Regions from separate parts of the Homo sapiens genome. Here regions 1 and 2 are each linked to region 3. Evidence: chromatin contacts called from ENCODE Hi-C or POLR2A ChIA-PET data. All regions are on one chromosome and are shown on one strand. Each heading gives the region's core, a stretch centred on a gene start or an enhancer-like site at or near the end of the contact. The rest is flanking DNA. Distances are from core to core; before and after follow the strand shown. Region 1 holds the start of GSN (gelsolin). Region 2 holds the start of GSN-AS1 (GSN antisense RNA 1). Region 3 holds the start of PSMD5 (proteasome 26S subunit, non-ATPase 5).

Region 1 (3,437 bases), core at 677-3,176, 430 kb before region 3:
AAATGATTATTCATTCTGAGGTCTGGCTCACCTAGACAAAATTAGTCACTCCTCTTGCAGGCTGAAGTCACTCTTAATATGGCACAAAAGTGTCAAACAGTATAGATGGCAAGCATCTTGAGGACAGAGAGCTCTGTCCTCTTCCAAGGCTCTTTGGCCCCTCGCAGGGCAAGGCACAGAACACAGGCCCAGAGAAGTGCTGAAAGGAGGGAGGCGGGGAGGAAGGAAATGCCATGCGGGGCAAACCCTGCAGCCACCCCTCCTGGGAGCAGCCTGTTTCCAGGCTCATGTTAGTCCCTAATAAAAGGACTGTGGAAAATTCTGGAGTAAACTTTCCTCCCCTGATTCACACAGAAACCTTCTTTGCTGCTGTGTAACTCACCGAGTGCCAACCCAAGCTCCCCTGGCTGTTTACAATTTCCCTGGCATTTATAAATAGCATGGCCCCAGAAAGAAAAATGGAGTTTCAAAGGAGCTGAAAGCCGACCGTTCCCACCCCCATCCTTCCTCCTCTGTTTCCAAGCCTCTCCCCCTTAACAGCCCCAAGAAACACCAACCAGCACCCCCAAGTGTGTATGTACAGGGAATGCTTGTCCCTTTAGTAAACGGAACACCCAAGAAGGAGGCTAGAGTCCCTCCCAGCAAGGAGTCCGCAAACGGCAGACCGGAATTGGGTCTCAGCCCTACCCTGCCTCACTGTGTGACAATTAGCCCATCATAAACTCTCTGGGTCCTTGACTTTTCTCAACTGTGAAATGGAGGAAATGGAGATGGGGTAAGATTCTAGCAAGCTATGGTCGCTGTAAACGGCAGAGCGGTGAGAGGTCCTGGTGCCCTGGTCAGAAATGTGGTCCTGGGAGAACAGGACACACAGGATTAAGTGTTTGAAAAGTCCCCAGATGCCAAACAAAAGCGAAAGGCACCTCCCCAGAGGCCCCGCCTTCCACAAAGTCCAATTACCCTCAGGACAGCCCAGAATGAGTTCTGGGTGTTTTAAAGCTCCCTTCCATGCTCTGAGGAGGGTGTGAAGACAGGATAAAGCGACAGATGTCTGGGCAGACAAGGAGCTAGGAAGAAAGCCAATGTCTCCTGCTCACCCACACCCCCAGCCCCCAGCCTTCCAAGGACTGGGGCTTCCCCCTGGGCACTGCCCAGACCAGCCAGCCTGCACTGGACCAGAGGGAAGTTGCTGTTATTTAGGTTCTGGGGGGCTGGACCCCAGAAGACATGGGGGCTCAGGGAGAAGGGGTTCCAATCACTGTCTTCAACTCCAGAAGAAGCTTCCGTGTGAGTCAGGGAAGGGAACACTGCAGGGCCGGGGAGAAGCCAGCACCTACAGGTAGCAGGCGCCTGAAGATTTCAGACAGTGTAAGGAAGAACTTTCTAACAGTCCCCAGAAAGAGGAAGCAGCTGGAGAGGAGAGCAGGCACAGGTATCGTCCAGGAGGCAAGGGTCCTCTGAGTGGACTCCCCAGCAGAGTCACCGCCCAGACCGTAGCTGGTGGTCCCCTGCATGCCCGGGTCAGACAACCCAAGTGCAGGGGTGACCCCGGGCCAGTTCCCCCATCCCGGGGGCGGGGTCGAGGTTATTAGCTCAGGTGCTAGCAGCACAGTGGAATCACGGGGTGGAGGCCTGGCCCCTCTCCTCTCCTGCTCCGGCGTCTCCCCATCCCCCAACTCCCATCCACACTCTTTGGTCCCTTGGAAGACGGGAAAAGTGAGCGAGGAAGCCCTTTTCCAGCGATGCCCCCGCGGCCGGGCCGAGCTCCAGGCGCGGGCGAGATAGGACCGGGAAGGAAGGGAGAGGAAGGACTCAAATCAGCCCGGGACCCCCAGATGCCCGGGGCCGGGGCCGCGCGCCTCCCCTACCTGCTGCTGCGGCACTGGAGACAGCGGCTGCTGGGTCCAGCTGCGCTCAGCTGGTTCCGGGCGGCGGGGCGGGGGCGTTGTGGTGCGCGCGGCCGGGGTGGGCAGGGCGCGGGCGGGAGCCGCCCTCGGGGCGGGGCGGCCGGGCAGGCGGGTGGGGGAGGAGCGCCAGGCCCTCCCGTCGGCTGCTGGGCGGGTGGCTCCAAGCTCGCCTTCGTCCAGGGGGACCCCTCGCTTCACCTCGCAGGAAGGCACCAAACCAAGCCCTCTGCTTTCCCCTGGAGGAAACTGAGGCCCGGAGCACGGAGGGGAGATCTGAAGAGGCCTAGGGTCGGGGAGGAGACCCAGGGCAGCTCCTGAGCTGGGCTGGGGCCAAAGAGCTCAGATGGGACGGGCAAGCGAGCAATGCTCAACTAGCACCAGCGGAGGCAGATTTCAGCCCTGGAGAGAACGGACTTCAGGAGGCAAAGCCCTCGAAGAGTGACATAGGCTGCATGCAAAGCAGGGGAGATTCCCTCCCACGGAAGGGAATAAGGAGGAAGAGCGATTCCCAGCTCATTCCGAATGAAGTAACGAAAATGCCAAGTGCATCCCTGGTCCTTAAAGTGGACCATTAAGCAGGCGCCTCGGAGTCAGAAGGCCTGGTTTGGAACCCCAGACATCGACTAGTCCTGTAACTTTGGGCAAGCGAGCTCACATGTCTAAGTCTCCGTTTCCTCGTTTGTCAAATGGGCATCCTGAATTGCCGCTTCATGGGGCGGTTGAGAAGACTCAGTGAGAAAAAGACTCTCAGCACAATGACAGGGACCGTGGCTTCTGCATAAACGGAAGGGATGTTCTTATTAGTGTCATGGCAGATACTGTTTTAGGAGATTGAGGAAATCCACATTGGGTAGAAAGATGAGTGCAAGGTCAATTTTAAGCAAATGTAATACTTTGTTGATTTCAACAACATCTCATATGCATTTGAGACGATAGCCGTTTATAATGCAGCAAGGCATAAGACGGCCTCCCAGCAGTCCTGGTGCACACATGAGTTCCCAGGACTTTTGGAGTTGCCGCGTGACTCCGGTTTGGAAGGATTCACACACTCCACAGGAGACTGCACCACATGACAGAGATGTCCATTCCCAGCCTGGGTGCTGGCAGCAGCCCCATGTTCAGCCAGGGTAAAGCTCCCTCTTAACACAAGGTAAAATGTACTAGAGTCAGTAATTGCCGGGTGCTGGGGATCAGAGCAGAAAAGGCTGTTGTTTAAGTAGCACAGAAGCCAAGAGCACAGTGCTCACTCCCTGGTTTTTCCATTGAATAGCAGCCAGGGAAGCCACAGGACCCAGGGAATCTCACCCTGGCTCTTCCTCCTGCCATTCTCTCTTTGTTCAACACCAGTAAATACAAGAACCATTTCTTGAATGCCTCATGCCATGCTCTGGGCTTCCCACGTATTACCGACTTTAATTCTCACCTCCCTACCTGGCCTCCTAAGGGAGGCATTACCATGTGTATTTTTCAGATGAGCAGGCCAAGCCCACAGAAAGGGTTAAGTACTCTCTGGAGGTCACACTACTGATA
Region 2 (3,718 bases), core at 875-3,374, 440 kb before region 3:
CAAAGCATTCTGCAAGAGAAGGGCGCTCCCTGTGGGTCAGTGAAGTTCAATCAGAGGCCGAGCTGCTCTGAGGCCCAGCTGGGAGCCAGTTTGAGCCGAGCAGTTCCCTAACACCTCTGTGGACCAGGTGTGCAGCAGGATCACCCAAGGAGCTCAGGAAACAATAGATTCCCAGGCCCCACCCCTAGCCTCTGAGTCTGTAGGTCTAGGGTGGGGCCCGGGAACCTCTGATTCTGAGGCTCAGCCAGGACTGGGCCCACATCTTCCTTTCACATTTGGGGAAACTGAGGCTAGGCAGGAGAGGGGCCTGGTCAGACCTAGTTGATCAAACAGTGGGAGAGCCAGGGCTAGAATTAGAGCCCTTTCCTCTTCTCGTCTCTCCATTCCCTCCGCCTCCCTCCCACTCCTCCCCCTGTCCTCAGCCTCCCGGTGACTCAGGGCTGAGTCACCCAGAGGCCCCACAGAGGAAACTTCTTAGGAAAAACAATCGCCAAACAAAGCTTTCCCTGATCTGGGGAAGAGAATAGGCCCAGGGGGCCAAGAGAGGGAGGGGAGGGAGAACACAGGGTGGAGTCGGAGGCTCCAAGACTTGGAGTCTCAGCCACTCCCTTGTGTGGGGCCCTAGATAGGGACGTCCCCGGAATGAACGTCCCCATCTGCAAATAACACCTCCTATGCTCATAGAAGCCCATTGTGATGATAAGTACTTTATAAGCATTGTCTTGTTGAATCCTCCCCAAAACCCATGGCTGGCATTGTCTCCTTTTATAGACGGAGGAACAAAAGCTCAGAGAGGTTCAGCCCAAGGTTACACCATTAGGAATTCAGGGCTGTCTGACTCTGAAGTCCGAAGTCTGACTCTCACTTCTACACACCTTTAAAAAATACCTACTGTACACAGTGGCATGAAGATCAGCTCTCATCAGACAGGTAAGGAGAATGATGGCCACAGTGGCTGTTCAATCACAAATTGTCTCCTTTCTTTCTCTGACTTCCCGGCCCAGAGGGCACACAAACAGGAACACCAATAGTCATTCAAGCAGTTGTGGGCCCTGGGAGCACAAAGGAGGGAGCACCCATGGCCCAACAGAGCCACGGAGGAGGGGCATTGGGGCAGAGCCTTGGAGGATAAATGGAGTTTCCCTTTTGGGAAGGTGGGAACAACAGACGCAAAGGCTTGGGGGTGTGGCCTGCACAAGGAAGCGTAAACAGTTTGGAGAAGCATGGCTGGGGTTGAGACAGTGGATACCTCGGGGAGAAGGGGTCTGACTGCTACGGAGTCCTGGCCTGACCGGACACACTGAGGATTTTTAAGCAGGGAGAGAATAGAATTGGAACTGGTTTCATCTCTGCAGGGGGCCTGGCTGGTGTTGAACTAGGAGTCAGGAGCGGGACTTTCCCTCGGGTCTCCCTGGCGTCCCTCCTCTGAGCTGGCTTCGGGGACCACCCCAGATCCCGTGCTACTCACCCATGGGTCAGAATTGCCCCTGAGGGCTTCTTCCTCGGCCATCGCGAGGCTGGGGGGAGCTATGTGGGCCTCTCCTGACACAGGCCAACCTAATCATCTCAGCCTATAAATAGGACTCAGGATTAGTCTGGAAATAGCTGTGCCAAGCCAACTCCGCAGGCATCACAGGCACACACAGTTCCGGAAATGGTTCTTCTCCTCAACACAATTAAAACCCAACACTTCCTCAGGAAACTATTGTTCACACTCCACTTTGCTTCCTTAAGCACAAGGCCGTCAATTTTGGGGGGAAGAACCTGCCTGCCTACTGCTGATTAGTGGGGGTATGCTTTGTGGAGAGGAGGCCCTTTTCCTGCTTCTCCCTCTCTGAGGACCTGAAGGAGTCACTACCATTCTCTGGGCCCCAGTTTCCCCAAAGGTAAATTAGGGAGGTGGGACATGATGCCATTTTTAACTTACCAGGATTTCAAAAATTAGAATTGTAATAAACATGTGAGCAGGGAGAAATGAACAGGTTCAGGGCCTGCCACTGAGGAGCTGAGTGGCCTTGGATGAGCCACTGTTCCTCTCTGGGCCCCAGATTCCTCAGCTGTAAAATAAAGGTGCTGGGGGATGATGTCCAAGATTAATAATTTTTTTTTAATTTCATTTTTTTGTTTAGTATTTTTGAGAACCCAGCCACCTGGCCATGCTGTACCAGCCTTGTGCTGAGTGCTGGGGATAAAGGAACAAATAAAACCCAGTCCAGGCTTCTGTGTGCCCAGCCCTGTGCCGGGTCCCAGTGGGTAACAGCATGTCCAATCCCCTCAGTGTCCCACTAGAGGCTTCCTTTGGGGCTGCTGGGGACATCTTGTTTCTAGTTGAGAATTCAGATTTATGTCCAAAGACAAGAACTCCCTGAGGGGCAGATTACAACATGGACTGGGCCATTACAATCAACAAGGACACAAAGCTAACACAGCCATCGTTATACACCAGACATGTGCTAAGGACTTGATTTCCCCATTGTTTAATCATCACCAACTCCATTATCACCCCCATTTCACAGATGTGGAAACTGAGGCTGAGAAGAGTAAGGGACTTGTCCAAGGGCACAGAGCAAGTCAGGGCTACGGTGATGTTTCAGGCCCAGACCTGTTTGCCTCTGGAGCCCAGGGTTTAACACACCCCAGTGCTGCTGTGAAAGGGCTCTGGACAGCTCAGGCTGGCCGGCCAATTCGGGGATAACCGAACAGAGGTATGGAACAGAAAGGGGCGTTGAGGATGTTGCTGTGTGTGTGCGGTGGGGGGAGTGACAAGGCTTCAGCAATGGTACTCATTCTCTCCAACCAGCTCCCAGTGCTGCTGTCCTCTGATCCACCCTCCGCTCTGCCTGCCATGGACTAATTGTTCTGAAATCCCATGGATCAAGTCACTCCTCAGCTGAGGACCTGTCCATGGCTCCCTGGTACCCAGAGGATAGAAACCCAGCATTCAAAACCTCTCTAACCAGCTCCCCACCTCAACCCTCACACTCCTGCTCACTAGCCCCCAGGCGCAGTGGGCTCTTCCAGCGGCCAAGCCTGTGCCTACGGTGCCTTCTTGCCTGGAATGCCCAACTCCCCCTTCTCAGCCTTCTTTGACTCTCAAGTAAGGAAAAGCACTCTTTGTCTCCCTGAGCCCCTTGGCACTTATCACAGAGCACTCTGGGCGTTAACTTCCACTGTCTCCGTCTTGGATTAGAGTGGATCTCAGAGGGCCCGGTGGTGTCTGCTTCACCTCCCTCTCCACTGCAGCAGCTTAGCAAGGACTGGCCGGGTAAACTAAAAAATGCAAAGAGCTGAGAGAATCCTGGGAAAGTGCACATTTCCCAGGACTGCCCAATGACAAGCCCCGTACCAAGGCACAGCATCAGGATACCCTGATGTGGAAGAACCAAAAATTGCACCCTCATGGCTTATCAGGATGGTCCTTGTGTCTGTCCCTTTCAAGGGTTCTGATAATGAAATCTGGGCAAGTCACCCTCCTGCTTTAAAACTTCCAATGGTTCCCAGAGGTCTAGCATAAAATCCAAACTCAAGGGCCCACATAACCTAGGTGCTGCCTGGCCCCCAGGCCCTCCTCTTGCCACGCCCCCCTCCCTGGCCAGCCTCCCTCACTTCTTTCAGTTCCTCAAGGACTCCCCCTCACTAAAGCCTTACCCAGGTCGCCTCTCTGCCTAGGGGGCTCCTCCATTCCCTGCTCACTCAGCCACCTCCCTCTCCCTCTTCA
Region 3 (3,775 bases), core at 648-3,147:
TTTCCAGCAAGCTTAAGAGTGGCTGATTTTATATCACCCATCACCTCTTTTATCACTACCAAAGCATCGGCAATATTGTACTGTTGCCATGCTTCTTTCAGAGTAAGGTGAGGGTTTTTTCAATACAGTCAGCAAAGTGGTCAAACATATGCTTGATTATGTTCAAATGCTTCAGTTATACCCTGACCCAAGGGCTGAAGAAAGCTAGGGCCTTCCTGAGGGAGAAACACAGTATCAACATTAGAATGAACAAAGAATAATGAATCTGGGTGATTGGGACCTCTGTCCACAGTTAGCAACATTCTGATTTCCAGATTTTTTTTGTTAAATGACTTCGGATTTGATGGATAAAAAAATTGTAAAACTAATCCAAAAAGTGGCAGTGGTGATTCTGGGTGTGATTACAAGAAAACAGGAAGGCGTTTATCTCTAAAAGACAAGTGGGGTGTTAGAGTCTTTGTAAAGCAGCAGTGGTTTTATCATTTTGTCACCTGAGGCACTGCCACAAAAAAATGAGGGAAATCCTGTCCTTAGCTTCCTCTAAGCTTTCCAGATTTTTGTCTTTTGCCCCAAAAGTAGGAAGGCATGCACTGCAAAAGATGGGTCATCTCCTTGGCGTTGAAGACCTGTTGAGGCACAAAGCCTCTCTCCAGTTGCTTGGAATACTCGATACCCACTCAGGATTTAAGGGTCCTTCCTCCCCATCAACTTCGTATGTTGCAAAACAGCAGCGATTTTTAAAGTTCTCAAACCATCCCTTGCTCGCATGATACTTATTTGGGTTGTCCTCCCCAGATGTTTCCCATTGGTTCCCTGTAGATGTATTTGGCCTGGTTGCAGAGGGCCTTCCGGGTCAGATGCCGCCCTCTGTCATCTGGCCTTCCACCTAAAAGGTTAACTGGGTCTCCACCTTCACGATGTTTACATTACAGGGGAATACACAGCAGCTTAGAGCAGATGGGCGACCAACTCTCCACGCTGGTCTTTCTTGGTTTCCTGAGGGTAGTGGAGGACAAGAGGGGAAAGCAGGGTCTTGCTCTGTCGCCCAGGCTGGAGTGCAGTGGCACAATCACCGCTCACTGAAGCCTCGACCTCCTAGACTTAGGGGACCCTCCCGCTTCAGCCTCCCGAGTAGCTGGGACTACAGGTGCGTGCCACCACACCGCACTAATTTTTTTCCTTTTTTTTTTTTTTTCTTTTTGGTAGAGACGGGTTTCTCACTATGTTGCCCAGGCTGGTCTCGAACTCCCGGGCTCAAGCGATCCTCCCGCCGCGGCCTCCCAAAGCGCTGGGATTACAGGTACGGCCACTGCGACCAGCTGCTTCTCCTTGGTGGACTGATCAACACCAACAAGGCGGCGCACGTCCCTATTACTCACGCCTTCGTCAGGCTCCTGGAGAATATTCATCCAGTCTTCCAGAGGCATGACGCTCCGCCTCCTCTTGACAGGTGGCTGGCCCAGGATCAAGATTCCCCTCCAGGCCACCGCTCCACCTGGGGAGGCCTCAGCCGCGGCCGTAGCCGCGGTGGCCTCCATAACGGCTGCAGTCGTCCCCGCCTAGAGCCTGGTTTTGGAGCCTCGAGGACGCCGACGAGGCTGTTTAACTTCCCGTGAGTCCCCACCCTCGCCGCTCCGCTGGCCGGGAATTTGGCAAGGCTTTGCCCTACGCGGTAAACACGTAAGCCTACTGGCCTCCGCATTTCCCTGAGCAGCGACCTAGATGACGCCAGACTGAGGGAGCCGCAACCACTGGCTACAGTTGACACGGCCCTAACGGAGGCTTCTCGCGAGGCTTGGCAGCCCCATAGCCATCTCAGGGACAAGGAGGCTGTGATCAGATCTCGCGAGGTTCAGGAAAGCGCCCCGGGAACTGGGCCGCTGGGCCAGCCCCTGCGTCGGGGGGCAAGATGGCAGCCCAGGCTTTGGCGCTGCTGAGAGAGGTAGCGAGGCTGGAAGCGCCGCTGGAGGAGCTACGCGCGCTTCACTCCGTGCTGCAGGCAGTGCCGCTCAACGAGCTTCGCCAGCAAGCGGCGGAGCTGCGCCTCGGCCCGCTCTTCTCCCTGCTTAACGAGAACCATAGGTGAGAGGACCCCGGGGGCTTGAGCCGAGGAGAGGGGCACCCCTAAATATGGACATGAGAGTGGTTGAGGGCAAGAACAGCGCTTTTCCCAGTCACAGGGGAGGTGGAAAGTAGCCGAAATTTGCAGAGAAGGAAGGATCCTGGGTTCAGAGGCAGGAGATGGGGTTCAGGTTCAGCCTCTGAGAGTGCCCCAGGGTGTTTTCTCCCGTCGCCTGGCCTCGCTGCCTCTGAGCAGTGAGGCACTGCCTTCTTCATCAAATAGAAATTAAAGGAGGAAAGCAAAGCTGTCCACTTACAAGGAGCATTCCACATCTCTTTGTACAGGTTCTTGATTTGTTTCCCCTTCTAAAAGGATCCTATCCTGGCAATGTGGCAAGAACCATCAGCATTTTAAATTCACATGCTTTTTCATCCAGTCATTCTTGTTAAAAAAATTTAATGCAAGTATACGCGCACAAAATGTGCAGTTACTTTGTTCTTTCGAACCCGAGGCTGGAATCGCCCCAAAAGCAGCGGCAAGAGAGTTCCCACGAGGGAGTGCTTCAAACCTTCCCGAGATGTGGCTGGTTGGGATGACAGAAAAAGAAGCACTGAATGCCAAGGCGATCAGTCCAAAAGCGTTTAGGGGGAAACCTGCAGAGGGCTGCAGAAATTGTCAAGACGGACACCGGGAGAAAGGTGTTCCTGGGTATGTCCGCAGTGAGGGGGTCAGGGTATGGAGTTCAGATGAGAGTTTAAAGGAATTTGGCTCAGGGTTGAGGCCAGTTTCTTCCAGTGTTTTGGGCAACAACCTAGGTACCTTTATCAGGCCTGTGAATGTTCAAGGCCCCTGGTTTATGGTCAAGCCTGCTAGGGAAACCTGCCGCTGGCTAGGTCAGAGAGCAATCAAGGCACTCTGATTTTCCATCAGGACAGAGAAAGAAAGGGGGCGACTGGAGGACCCTACAACATTATATGCAAGAATATAACATATCGTGTGTGGCACCAGAACACTAGAAACAATCTAAATATCCGTTAACAGAGGATTCCAAATTATGCGCTATTACTCTGTAACACTGTGCAGTTATTTAAGTTATTGAGGTAGATGTATATATATGTATGTGGACATGGAAAGATCTCTGTGTTTTGTTTTGTTTTGTTTTGTTTGTTTGTTTGTTTTCAGACGAGTCTCGCTCTGTCTCCCAGGTTGGAGTGCAGTGGCGCGATCTCGGCTCACTGCAACCTCCGCCTCCCTGATTCACGCCATTCTCCTGCCTCAGCCTGCCGAGTACCTGGGACTACAGGCGCCCGCCACCACGCCCGGCTAATTTTTTGTATTTTTAGTAGAGACGGGGTTTCACCATGTTAGCCAGGATGGTCTCGATCTACGGACCTCGTGATCCGCCCGCCTCGGCCTCCCAAAGTGCTGGGATTACAGGCGTGAGCCACTGCGCCCGGCCAATCTCTGTGTTGTTGAATGAAAAAGAAAATCGCAGGGTATATCAATCTATAATTTTAACCTGTAATTTTTAAAAAGGATTACAATCTTCCCAACCCCCACAGGCATGTAAAACTTGTATAACATTGCAAATATCTGCAAAGGTACACCAGAAACTATTAATAGGGAAGTGGGTCTGAAAATAGTAGGACAACTTTTATTTTTGATTTTTTACACATCCGTAGTGTTTGATTAAAAACACTTTGTAGGCCCGGT

The links. A loop is a pair of places that touch in the nucleus more often than their neighbours do. ChIA-PET counts read pairs that join two places held with the same protein, here RNA polymerase II (POLR2A). Pooled maps may share reads with other maps.
Region 1: a pooled map shows a loop between it and region 3 (2.8-fold over the local background). The contact joins the promoter of GSN here to the promoter of PSMD5 in region 3. A Hi-C loop is called at or near these places in 2 of 50 pooled maps. POLR2A ChIA-PET finds 5 or more read pairs at or near these places in 2 of 52 experiments (H1 and activated CD4-positive, alpha-beta T cell).
Region 2: a pooled map shows a loop between it and region 3 (4-fold over the local background). The contact joins the promoter of GSN-AS1 here to the promoter of PSMD5 in region 3. A Hi-C loop is called at or near these places in 2 of 50 pooled maps. POLR2A ChIA-PET finds 5 or more read pairs at or near these places in 3 of 52 experiments (H1, MCF 10A and activated CD4-positive, alpha-beta T cell).

Annotation. Positions count from the first base shown.
Region 1 is chr9:121,266,651-121,270,087 of GRCh38, reverse strand. GSN (gelsolin) reads right to left here and starts at 1,926. Exons shown (of 18, transcript NM_198252.3): 1 at 1,869-1,926. RefSeq lists a silencer at 1,739-2,038.
Region 2 is chr9:121,283,936-121,287,653 of GRCh38, reverse strand. It overlaps GSN-AS1 (GSN antisense RNA 1), which reads left to right and starts at 2,124. Exons shown (of 1, transcript NR_103560.1): 1 at 2,124-3,718. All of the region lies in intron 2 of GSN (gelsolin), which reads right to left. RefSeq lists a silencer at 1-243 and enhancers at 383-1,582, 2,397-2,897.
Region 3 is chr9:120,841,044-120,844,818 of GRCh38, reverse strand. PSMD5 (proteasome 26S subunit, non-ATPase 5) reads left to right here and starts at 1,897. Exons shown (of 10, transcript NM_005047.4): 1 at 1,897-2,082. The coding sequence starts at 1,910. It also overlaps the pseudogene CUTALP. RefSeq lists enhancers at 1,326-1,675, 1,634-1,928, 1,694-1,988, 1,876-2,175, 1,747-2,276 and 1 more.